Regions from separate parts of the Homo sapiens genome. Here region 1 is linked to region 2. The links are chromatin contacts, found by Hi-C or POLR2A ChIA-PET in ENCODE. All regions are on one chromosome and are shown on one strand. The core of a region is the stretch at or near the end of the contact, and the rest is flanking DNA. Distances in the headings are between cores, read along the strand shown. Region 1 holds the start of SLC6A9 (solute carrier family 6 member 9). Region 2 holds the start of SVBP (small vasohibin binding protein).

Evidence for each region. Hi-C counts contacts between places; a loop is a spot of excess contacts on that map. ChIA-PET counts read pairs that join two places held with the same protein, here RNA polymerase II (POLR2A). Pooled maps may share reads with other maps.
Region 1: a loop to region 2 is called in a map with no recorded cell type, with 18 times the contacts of the local background. The contact joins the promoter of SLC6A9 here to the promoter of SVBP in region 2. A Hi-C loop is called at or near these places in 1 of 37 single-sample maps with no recorded cell type and 4 of 50 pooled maps. POLR2A ChIA-PET finds 5 or more read pairs at or near these places in 2 of 52 experiments (both activated T-cell).

What each region holds. Positions count from the first base shown.
Region 1 is chr1:44,030,080-44,036,187 of GRCh38, reverse strand. It overlaps SLC6A9 (solute carrier family 6 member 9), which reads left to right and starts at 4,726. Exons shown (of 14, transcript NM_001024845.3): 1 at 4,726-4,882. LOC107984948 (a long non-coding RNA gene) reads right to left here and starts at 5,774. Exons shown (of 2, transcript XR_007066054.1): 1 at 5,639-5,774. It overlaps LOC124904168 (a long non-coding RNA gene), which reads left to right and starts at 414. Exons shown (of 4, transcript XR_007066055.1): 1 at 414-505; 2 at 763-933; 3 at 1,868-2,543; 4 at 3,461-3,645. RefSeq lists a cis regulatory region at 59-76, enhancers at 1-139, 1-1,477, 4,996-5,592 and silencers at 5,185-5,254, 5,575-6,108.
Region 2 is chr1:42,816,095-42,821,581 of GRCh38, reverse strand. SVBP (small vasohibin binding protein) reads left to right here and starts at 4,185. Exons shown (of 3, transcript NM_199342.4): 1 at 4,185-4,392; 2 at 5,002-5,151. The coding sequence starts at 5,038. ERMAP (erythroblast membrane associated protein (Scianna blood group)) reads right to left here and starts at 4,460. Exons shown (of 12, transcript NM_001017922.2): 1 at 4,329-4,460. RefSeq lists silencers at 4,042-4,331, 4,482-4,681, 5,242-5,311.

The sequences.
Region 1 (6,108 bases), core at 3,477-5,976, 1.2 Mb before region 2:
CCGGCCTGCTCCCCACCTGCTCCCTGGGCCAGCCCATGGTAAGAGGCTTATCACATATGTGTGGGGGACAGATAAGGCAGGGCCCCACGCAGGGCTTATCCAGCCCTGCCATCCCTGCTGGGGAGCTACCAGCAGATGGAGCCCCGCCCGCGGTCTGGGGTCACTCCTTGTGATGCTGCCAGAGCTCTTTATGATGCCATAATTTGTAGTGACATCATTGCTGTGTCCCTCCTTTGAGTCTGAGAGGGTTACTCAGATAAGAGTTGGGGAAGTGGAGTCAGACAGGAGCCCTACTGAGGCTCCAAGTCAGTGGGCCGGGTTGGGCTGGACTGGAGGAGAGAGTGGTGCCAGAGGATCCTCCCCAGGGCAGATGGCTATTTTTGGTGTCGACTGCTCGGCTTATAGCCACCCCTCTTCCTGTCTTCCCAATCCAAAGAGGCTCTGGGTCCAGCAGGGGCAGGAGCAGTAGGAGAAATCTTTAGCCCTGCAGCAGGGCAGCTCTGGGGTCAGTCTCTAGCTCAGGAACCAGCCTGTTCCTCCCTACAGTGAGGCCTGACCCTCAGTACCTCGGGTCTGAGGGGAAGGGGGGCCTTACTTCCAATCCTTGAAATAGCAGTGAGGCAAAGAGAGATTATTAGGATGGCCAGACAGACGGACACAGCCAGACCCACCATAATAGTCACACACATTAACTTGCTGATGTGGGCTGCAGGCACAGCCTCACGCCAACACCATCACACTCACAGCCATTCATTCTCATAGCCATGCCCACAGCTACACGTGGGCCACAGATGGCTGAACCACACGGACATACCAGCACAGGCACAATGTCACCTGTCCCATCTGGGAGAACAGGAACCCCTTCTCTCTCACGGTTGTACTCCCAGAGAGGAGCTCAATTCCCAGCACATGGCAGATGCGCACTAATATTTGGTGAGTGAATAAATGGACATTCAGTGCCACAGGGCCTGTGACCAGGCTGGGCTGAGGCCAGAGGGAACGCCATCCCACCTGCAAGCCTGCTCGACCTCTCCAGACCCAGGATGGGAGCATCGAGGAAGAACTACAACTGCCAGCACCACCCCAGCCCCAACTTCAGTCATGGCCACTCCTCAGATAATAGGTCACTGAAGGGACCTCGGTTATGTAGGGACCCTGGTTATGCAGGGACCCCACTCCCTCCCTCCAGGTGCAGTGAATTGGAACACTGGCACTCTGAAAATGGAATGTTATGAACATTGGGTGCTCTGGATGTTGGGTACCCCAGGCCCCCTGGAATTTGGCACTGGGGGCTCTGGGTTTTGGGTCCTCTACAGTGTTGGGTGCTCTGGCACCCTTGACATTGGGAATTCAGGACTTTGGGAGCTCAAAGCGATTGAGGAGTCTGGGTGTTGAAAGCTCTGGAGATTGGGGCTGCCCCTTGGACAACGCCAAAGTCAATACTTCCTGTCTATATGCCTGATTTTACCTGGAGCCACTGAGGTCCAGCCCGGAACCCCTGTTCTGAACCCCATGATTGGCTTATGCTGCCCCAAGGCTGGGGTGGCAGGGCTGGGGTGGCGGGGTTTCAGGGGTAGAGAAACCACAACAGGATGGCCTAAGGGGTACCTGGAGCCCCAGAGACAGCTCTCAGGTCTGAAACCAATCTAACCTGCTCCTCTGCATTGGGACAGGGCAGTGGAGGTGCCAGGCACTGACCACTGGGCTCCAGGTTCAAGAAAGGAAGAATCTGAGAGCAGAGCCCAGGCAGGCACCTCCCAGTAATGCTTCCTGGCTACTGAGGCTGGGGTTCTAAGGAGGTGGAGACCCCTGGCCAGGCCTGGCTTCAACTACAGGCAATGTCCACCCTCCCCCACCTTCTCAGCAGGCCCCCAGCACCACTCCATCAAGGTGCCCAGTGCTGCCAGCTCCTGCAGTGACCACCAGAAGTGGCCCAAGTCTGGCATTATTCATATTCCTACTAGACACACACCTAAGCTGACTATGTGCATCTCGAAACAGAGGCCTTGATCCTGCAGGCTGATGACACCACTCGAGGAAACCAGCCAGCCCTGGGGGCTCTGACGCTGGATGCAGCCCTCCCAGGAAATAGCTCCACTGGCTGCAGTAACTGGAGGCTCCTGAGCCACATTTCAGCCTGCAGTGGGTGGTGGGTGGGCCCCAGCCCAACTGCTGCCCTGCCCCAGGAAGAAGCAGGCCCGTCAAAATGTCTGACCCCGTCCGTCCCCCATCCCCTCCCCTGCCCCAGTCTGTCCTCAGTCCTGATCCCCCTGCCCGCCCCACAGTGGCCCAGGCTGGCCATGCCCTTCCCACCCTGCAGGCCAGCTGCTCAGAGCCAGGGGCTCACAGCCAGGGACGGAGGCTATCCCAGCTCCCACCCGGGCTGGGCCCAAACCTGCCTCCTTTGGGCCTCATTCTGATTGGAAAAAAACAGCCTCTCTAGTCCCTGTCTCAGGAAGATGACTTTTCAAACCAGAATCTTTCTCACAAGTGTCTCCTCAGGACACAGCTGTGTGGTTTCCTGAAGCTCTTTCTGGTTCAAGGTGGGTAAAACACACATATCCATGAATCTGTTTCTATGTATACAAATAGACTTTGAGCTATGCCAGTGTTAGTCTAATAAAGCCCTCTGGCCAACATCCCCAATCTCCCTAAACACTCCAAGGAAAATTTTCTCTTCACCCCACGTCCCTGTCCCTAGGTTAGTCCCCAAGCCTTCCTCTTTCTGACGGAGCCTCAGAGGGCTGGCCCCTGAGCACCCATCCTCCTCTCTTCTAACAGCCCAGGCCCCAAGCCCCTAGGCCTGAGGGCATCCTGGAAGTCTGGCTTGCAGCACCCTACACCTGCCTCCCTTCATATGGATTCCCTGAGCCATGAAAACTCTCGGAATCTTCACTGAGTGTTCTTAGCGCTCAGTGCCCTCTTCTAGGCCTGTCCCCACCCCAGCCTACTGCTGGAAGGGAGAAGGAGGGAGGCCTTTTCCCCTTCATACTCTTCCTTGTCCGCCTTCCTCTACTTGGGGGCCTCTTCGACATCCTCCATCTGCCTTCCCTGGGGTGGTATCCCTTTTGATGAGCCCCAGCGAGGAGGCAAGGAGGAAGATCCTAAAAAAAACTTATGGAGGAAGTTACGTCCTGGCAGGAGAGATATAGAGGGCTTGGACCCCATCTGCCCAGTCCCAGGAATTGAGCACACACATAACTACACAGACCTGCTGCAGTGCACACAATCAGTCTTCCACAGATGTACCTACACAAATACACAATCGGGGCTCAGGTGTCTGGGGGCACAGACACAACAGGTTGCCTAGATCCAGGTGTGTGTGCACACAACTCACGCAAGAAACACCTGCACTTGGCTTGTAGGAGACTAAAAATCCCAAACATGCTATACCTACTAGGTTTGGGGACAAAGTAAAAGTGAAAATAATCTCGCTGATAAGACTAAGGTGTCTTCCCAGATCTGATCAGGAGTCCAATGTGAATAGGAGACAACAGAGAGCTGTCTTTGTACTTTGGCTCTGAGGAAGGTTTGTGGAATGGACCGCGTGTGGCCTGAGAGAGCTCGCATTTCAGGGAATGCCTGGGCTTGATGCCTGTTATCTTGTTCAGTGCCTCTGATAAATTAATAAACTGGAATCTCACTCAACAATTGGTTTCACGTGAGTTTGGCATGTGTGCACTCGCTTCTTGGAGGCTGACTGTCCCAAGGAAAAAAATTAAACTGTTTCCTGGCCAGAAAATGGTGAGGACTCAGGGTCCAAAGTAGAAATTGCCTCTGTGGGCTGGGCCCCTTCCCTGAGCAGATGCCCTACTCAGGTTGGGGCAAAAACCAGTTCCTCTGACAGAACTAACTGGCCACTCTCCATGAAAGGTGGTGGCTCTCACAAGGTATGCAAATGTGGGAGGCTCATTCCAAATGCCAGCCACCACTCCCCAGAGGCAGCCTGGAGCAATGGGCTTTATATACACACACATGCATTTCCTTAGCCCCTTCTCTCTGTTTCACAGAGGAGGAAACCGAGGCTCACCATGCTCCTTTTGGCAAAGACTCTTTTTTAGCTGAGATTGTAACCCAGGTCTGTCTCACCATGGAAGGAGGAGGGATCCCAGGTTGGTGTCTGCAGCCCCTGTAACACCACCTCAAAAGTAGAGCTGACCAAGCCGGTGGTCCAGGAGGGAAATTTGAGAAAGGGCTACCCCGAGCCCTCCAGTTCCAAGGAGTAGGACCTAGGCCTTACCCAGCAATGCCCACAGTCTCTAGCGGCTCTGCTCCAAAGGGAATGGAATTTGCTCTGACTTCTCTCTAGGGGAAACGCAGGCGCAGAAGGCCAGGGGCCTGGAGGGCTAACTCCAGCCTCAGCCCCCCATAGTGCCCCAGGCCTTCTGGCTTCATTCCAGCCTAGCCCGAAGGGGCCCACATCTGCTTGCTCAAGGGCCCCAGCTGGAGGGCAGCGAGGCAGGGGCGGAGAAGGGGACTCCTTTGTGGCGCTCACTCCCAGGGGTTCGTGGGGATCAATCATCTGAAAGCTGGAGAGACTTGTAATTTTATTCCCTGGGAGGAGGAGCCTGAGAAGTCGGCACGGGAGGAGGGGATGGGATGGAGAGGGGAGGACGGCCAGGGGAGCCGTTCGGGTAGGGGAGGGACTTGGCTAGATCTCCCAAGCCTTCTCCACTCTTCAAACTTTCACCAAACTCTTAGCCCCCGCCTCCCCGAAACCAAAACACAACAGGCTGTGGAAGAGCTGCGAGCGGCGCGGCGGGGCGGGCGAACTCGGCGCGGCACAGAGCCTCGGGAGGCTGATGCAACTTTCCCTTTAAGAAAGCCACCTGGGCGCACCGCGGTGCGGACCCAGCACGCCTGGGCCGGGGGCTGCAGCATGGTAAGGGGGCTGGGGGAAGGGACGCTGGGGCCCGCGCCTCCGTCTGTCCTGCCGTCGGTCTGAGTGTTCGGCGGCTCCGCGGGGCTGAGCCCCAGGACCAGCGTGTGCGTGTGTGTGTGTGTGTGTGTGTGTGTGTGTGATCGCGCATGTATGCGGGCATCTGTGGGTAAGAGTGTGGGTGCACGCACCGGGATGTCTGTCTCGCCGCAAAGATCGGGGTAGGTGCGCGCGTCTGGGTGTCACCGCTGTCACCAAGGAGCTGAAGCGGGAGGGAGAGGGAAGTGGGGGGAGCTCCTGCGTGGGGTGGCGGGGGGGCGCCAGACGCCGGTTCGATCGGGGGCGGCGGGCGCAGGCTGTGCGGGTAGCGCCGGAGCCAGAGCGTGGCACTGTCCGTCCGAGGAGCCAGTGGTTCTGCGCTCTGGGGGCCTGCAGGGGTCGACAGTCGGCCGTGCCTGCACCCAGCGTGCGGGCTCCCGCTCGCTCCATCGCCTCTCAGCGCCCGCCAGCCTGGCTGCCTATCTGGCCCCTCCAGCCGGCCTGCCTCCCTATCTGCCCTCCCGGTGCCGGTTCCAGTGCCCGTGCGCCCGCGGGACCCGGGAAGCCGCGCGGGAGAGTCCTGGCGCACTCAGCCTCTCTTTGTCCGCGCTCTGGCCGCGGCTTTGGGAAGGGACTGCGAGCGAGCCGGGAGTTCTCTGGGGGTTGCTACCCTGGGAAGAATCCGTGCCCTCCCCACCCCAACCCTCATTACCGGCACACCTAGGGCGGGGCCGGGCGGCCGCAGGTGAGGGCAGGGGCCTAGCAGCCCTGGAGAGCCCACCCCCGGCCGGCGCTCCGCACCCGGCAGCCACTGCAGATCTCGAGCAGGCGGCGGGGCCGGGCCGGGCGGGAGAGTGGGGCTTGCCCGGAGGGCCGGGAGGGGCCGGTGCCGGCCCGGGGGCGGGGCCGTGGGGCGGGGACCTCGGCGCCCCGGTACTTTTCCACCGCAGGGGCCGGGGGCGGGGCCGCCGCCTCCACGCCAGCTTAGGCCCACACGTGGCGGCTGATGTAACGCCCGTGCCCCCACATCTCTCTCCCCGATTAAAGCGGACGCGCCCCACTTCGAGGAACCGGGACGCTGCGGGCGGTGCCGCTGCTCCCAGACCGACCGCGCCCCTGCCCGCCGGCCGGAGGCCTCCGCGCCTCGGGCCGGCGGATACTTAAAGGAGCCGCACCCCCTTTCGGGCCTG
Region 2 (5,487 bases), core at 2,936-5,435:
GTTTTCCAAAGTAATTGTACCAATTTATAACTTGTCATAATTAATATTTTTACTGCTTTCTCCAGAAGCATTTTATCAGATAGTCTAAATCACATCATAAAATGAGTTTCTTATCTGAAATGTTCTTTTTAGACTTCTAACTCTATGAGTGAGAAAAACAGATACAGACATAGATAAAGATATCACTCATAATCGTAATCTCAGAATCCAGTAATAATCACTGTAATTTTTTTGGTCTATATGCTTCCTGACTTAAAAAGAGGGAGCTCTAGATTTCCAGTTAAATAAACATGTCTCATTGAACACAAATGCTTATCTCTGTTACCTCCCAAAATGATCTAAAATGACAATCTTGGAGTGCAAAAGGAAAAGCCTATAAGGACAAAGAGAACAGGACAGTAAGTAACTGTGCAATAGAGATGTCAATACATTTCTTTAATGAAGGAAAGCAGAGGGCTCACTAGTAATAGAGCTAGGAAAAACTGAACTCTAACCCAGGTGCCTGCAGAGGGAGGCAGGATTGGGGGAAACATCAGATAAAGGGTTCCTGACATCAACCCTTGACATCAGCAAGAAGAAAGCTGATTCTCAACTGAGAACCTTCCAGGCTTGGGATGGGAGGGACCAGGGCCTGGCTCTACCTCCCGGGGTTGTTGTAAGGATTAAATTAGCTAAAACATGCAAAATACTTAAAATAGGGGCTGATACTCAATGGTAGCTGTTATTGTCTGAGGATAAGCTCCAACTTGAAAGCCAGAGACCAAAATAAACAACAGAGACAATCTAGGAAGCAGAAGAAAACAGCAGAAAATTACAACTGGAATCCTCAGAAATATGAAATAAGAGAAGATCCTGAATCCACAACATAAGAGCAAGAGGCTACCAAAAAGGAAAGTCGGGGATCAAACAAAAACTCTTGGAAATTAACATTTTTGTAGCAGAAATGAAAAAATTCAATAGAAGAACCAGGGGATACAGCTCAGGAAAATCTCTTGTAAATTAGAATAAACAAAACCAGGAAATGGAACATGAAGAAAAATTTAAAAACAGGGAAACTGGCTGGGTGCAGCAGCTCATGCCTGTAATCTGAGTACTTTGGGAGGCTGAGGCAGGAGGATCACTTGAAGCCAGGAGTTCAAGACTAGCCTGGCCAACATAGGGAGACCCTGTCTCTATTTGTTAAAAAAAAAAAAAAAAAAAGAGAAACTGATCACAGAGAACGTTTCCCAGAATTGAAGACTTTGTTTCCCAATTGAAAGGGGCCACCGAGTGCTTAGCATAATGAATGAAAAATACTTAAAGGACAGTTTGTTATGAACGTTCAGAACATCAAGGATAAAGGAGAAAAATATCCTAAACAAATTAACAAATTAACAAACAAAATATATGGGAAGTAACACAAGTCAGAATAAATCAGTCTCCTCAAGAGTAGCCACATGAGAAGCTAGATGACAATGAATCAATGCCGTTAAACTTCTGAGGGAAAATAATTTCCAATGTGGAAATCTGTCACTCAAGGATGAAAGAAAATAAAGCCATTTTTAGACAAGCAAGGACTCAAAAATTTAGCTTCCATGAACCCCTTCTGGGGAGTTAGTGGAGAACATACTCCTCCAAAATGAGAGAATAAACCAAGAATGGAAAAACATAAGATCCAGAGAGCAGGGGATTTGGCACAGGAGAAACAAGAAGAGAATCCCCAGAATGTGGTTAGGTCCCTAATCCTAGGACAAGAGCTGTGAAGCAAGGCTAAGCAGAGGAGTTTGGAGCAAAGAGAGGATGAGTCTAAGGAGGGATGCTGCCAAGAAAAAAAAAAAAGACACTGGTAAATGACCTGGTTCACATCTGTAGTACCAGCCACTGAGGGGCTGAAGCGGGAGGATCACTTGAGCCCACCTCTGAAAATAAAAAATAAACAAGGGATGCATAGATCATTAAGCAAATAAAAATAGATAATTTTTTGACTCTAGAAAAAATATTATTCAATAAAGTGAATATAATCTTAGTGTAGTATATACCTCAACTGTAAAAATATTCTAGTTATATTACTATAAACTCTTGCTAGTCATTCAACAAACCAGGAAATTCTGCAGCCTGGCCAAGAGTCCACTGGTAGACACAAAAGAGACAGACAAAGCATAAACTCATGGAAAGAATAGAGAGGGGACTTTGACAGTGTTCAGCCTCAACATTCACTCCCTCCTGGCTCCAACCTTCACCTTCCCAATAAAGAATGTAGAATCCCAAACTGGTATCTCCAGTTCCGTTCTTTTCTGAAATCTTCTAATTGCTCACTGGACAATTCTTCTTGCCTATTGCCACTTGAAGCGTAATCTAGCTCTTTCTCTCTCTCGGTCCCTCTCTTGCGCGCGCGCACACACACACACACACACACACACACACACACACACGCTCCTAACTTATCCTCTTCCTCACCGTTTCCCAAACCAACTCATCACACCTTCTCCACTTTCAACAGTGGCTCAGTGGCACCACTACTTTTCCAGTCTTCCATGTGGCTTTTCCACTCCTCCATTCCCTATAGCTGGTTTGTTTTTAGCTGGCTTCTAAAGGTCCTGCCGTGTCTTCAGCTGTAATCTAGTTCATAGCTTATATGAACGTTATAAACCATACCATGTGACACAAATGTAAAATACCAGTACTACATCAAGATTTCTGAAATAGACTCTGACTTGGTTACTTTTATTAATAATAATCGAATCAGCATTTGTATAGGGTTTTTAAAAAGACATTTAATGTACTTTCCTCTGATTGCTAAAGTATAAACGTTTACTGTAGAAATTTTGGAAAAGCTGGGCGCAATTGCTCACATCTGTAATCCCAGCACTCTGGGAGACTGAGGCAGGAGGATCACTTGAGCCCAGGATTTCCAGATCACCCTGGGAAACACAGTGAGACTCCATCTCTACAAAAAAATTTTAAAAAATTAGCCAGGCATGATGGTGTGTGCCTGTAGTCCCAGATACTTTGGAGGCTGAGGTGGGAGGATTGCTTGAGCCCAGGTTACAGTGAGTTATGATCACACCACTGCACTCCAGCCTGGGTGACAGAGCAAGACCCCATCTATTTTTTAAAAATTAAATAAATAAAAAATAAACATTGTGCAGTAGATCTCTAGAACTTTTTCACCTTACAAACCTAAAATTCTATACCCTTTAAACAATTCCTCTTTTCCCTCTCTCCTAGCCACTGGCAGTCACCATTCTACTTTCTGTTTCTTAGACTTTGATTGCTTTAGATACTTCATATGAATGGAAACATGCAGTATTTGTCTTTTTGGGGCATTGTGCTCACTTTTAAGGCTTTTGATACCTAGTACTAAACTGACCTCCAGAAAGGCTGTTAACGATTTACAGTTTGACTGGAAGCGTGTGTCCATCTGGGCTGAGTTCATTGCTTGCTTAGCATCTATCAGTTGTTTCAATTCTTGCCAGTTTGATAGAGGAACAAATAGTGGACCCAAACAGGGTTTTACTTTGGATAAGGCCATTGTCCTATGAATCCTGGCTGAAATATTTGCTCCAGCACTTAGAAGCTGTGTGACCCGGGACAACTCACTTAACTTTTCAATGCTTCTGTTCCCTTATGTGTAAATGGGGATAATAATATACACGTATACATTATACACACTTATTATGAGGAATTAGTTAATAAATGTGAAGCTGTAAGAACAGTGCCTGGAATATAGTAAGCCCAAATGTAAGGTAGCTATTATCATTTTTGTCAATCCTTGCTAATGTAATACCTGGAAAATTACAGCCAGCTATTTTAATTTACATCTCCTCGGTAATCAGTTGAACGTGAATGTTCTCTGTATTTATACTGGCTATTGGTACTTCTGTCAAGATTTCCTTTTTCAAAGCACTGTGGCAAACGGGATCTCACTTGATCCTCCCAATAAACTCATGAATGAAGAAGGTGGCAATCATCAATCCCCACTTTTCGAATTAAGAAATTGAGCCTCGGAATTCGAATTCTGAGCAATTCCAATTCCAGGATTCGGATCTCACCCTCTAAAACCTAGTAGCTGTTGCAGAAAATATAACGGGAAAAAGCTTTGGTTAGCCGTAACCACCACCCACCCCGGTGTGGCTCCGCCCCTGCCCCGCCCCGGCACCGGCTTGCCCCGCCCCGCCCTCTACGCGGGTTTCCAGCCATCCTCTCTGCGCACGCGCGGCCGCTCCTGCGGGCGGAAGCCTCCTGGCGCTCGGCCCTGCGCCCCTCCCCCCGGCGCGCGGCCCCGCCCAGGACGAGGGGCGGTGGGCAGGCAGCGCTGGGTCCAGTGGTCGGGGGAAGGCGAGGATTACCCTCCCGGAGGCGTTGTCTGCGACTCGGCGGAGGCTCCAACTTCCAGTGGCCCGGTCGGGAAAGGTACAGACTCCCAAGCCTCTTGGTCGGCGGCTCCAGCGACCGCCATTTTCCTCCAGGAGAGGGAAGAGGGCAGGAGGCGGGGGCCGTCCCCTGGGGCCGGGCGGGCCGGGGCGGGGTCGGGGGGCCGGGCGGTGGGGGGCGGGCCCGGCTGGCTATGGGGCCCGGCCCCCTGGCCCCAGGAGCGGCTGCTGCGGCGGAGTTAGGCCGGCCGCAGTGGGAAAACCCTGGGCGCCCTCTGGGTCTCAGCGTCCCATTAGGACGGTTCCGCGCTGGGTGCCGCACGCCGCACAGTGGGCAACGCTTTCACAGGGGTCTTTGCATTTCACCCGCACACAGCAGCTCCTGGAGGGAGGCCAGGAAAACACTTAACCCATTTTGCAGACAGAAAACTAAGGCTCAAAGTGGGGAGGAGACTTGCCCAGGGACACCCAGCGAGGTTGTGGCCTTGGGACTCGGTTCCTACTCCCCCACATCCAGCGCCCTTGCCACCAGACCACTCTGCCTCACCTGGCAAAGGATGGGGCGGAGCTAAAGGATTAGAGGAGTAACTGGCAGGGTATTTTTTGTTTTGTTTTGTTTTGAAGATCTGCCTCTTTCTGTACCACCCAGATCAGAGCCTCCTAAGAAATATCCAGAAGTCAAGCCATGGATCCACCTGCACGTAAAGAAAAAACCAAAGTTAAAGAATCTGTCAGCAGAGTTGAGAAGGCCAAACAGAAATCAGCCCAGCAGGAGCTGAAGCAGAGACAAAGAGCAGAGGTGAGATTAAGGCGGAGGCTCTGTATGCCTGTAGTCTGCTGGAGATGATGCTGGAATAGAGAAACAGCAGAAAGGAGAACTGACAGCGAGCCATACTTGCCTCCAGGCAGGATGGGTGTTCTCCCAGGTTTAGAGGGGACAACACTGAGGTTCAGAATGGTGAGGTGGCAGCCCAGAATCACATGCCAAGTTAGTGTCAGAACCCCAGTCTGGTGCGGAGCTTTTGTGGTAAGAGACCCAAGGGAAGGAAGAAAGGAAAAAAAATGATATGTAAGGGGAAAGAAGGGGTCAGAATGAGAGAGAGCACGCAAGTGTCAGACACCCCCAGTACAGATG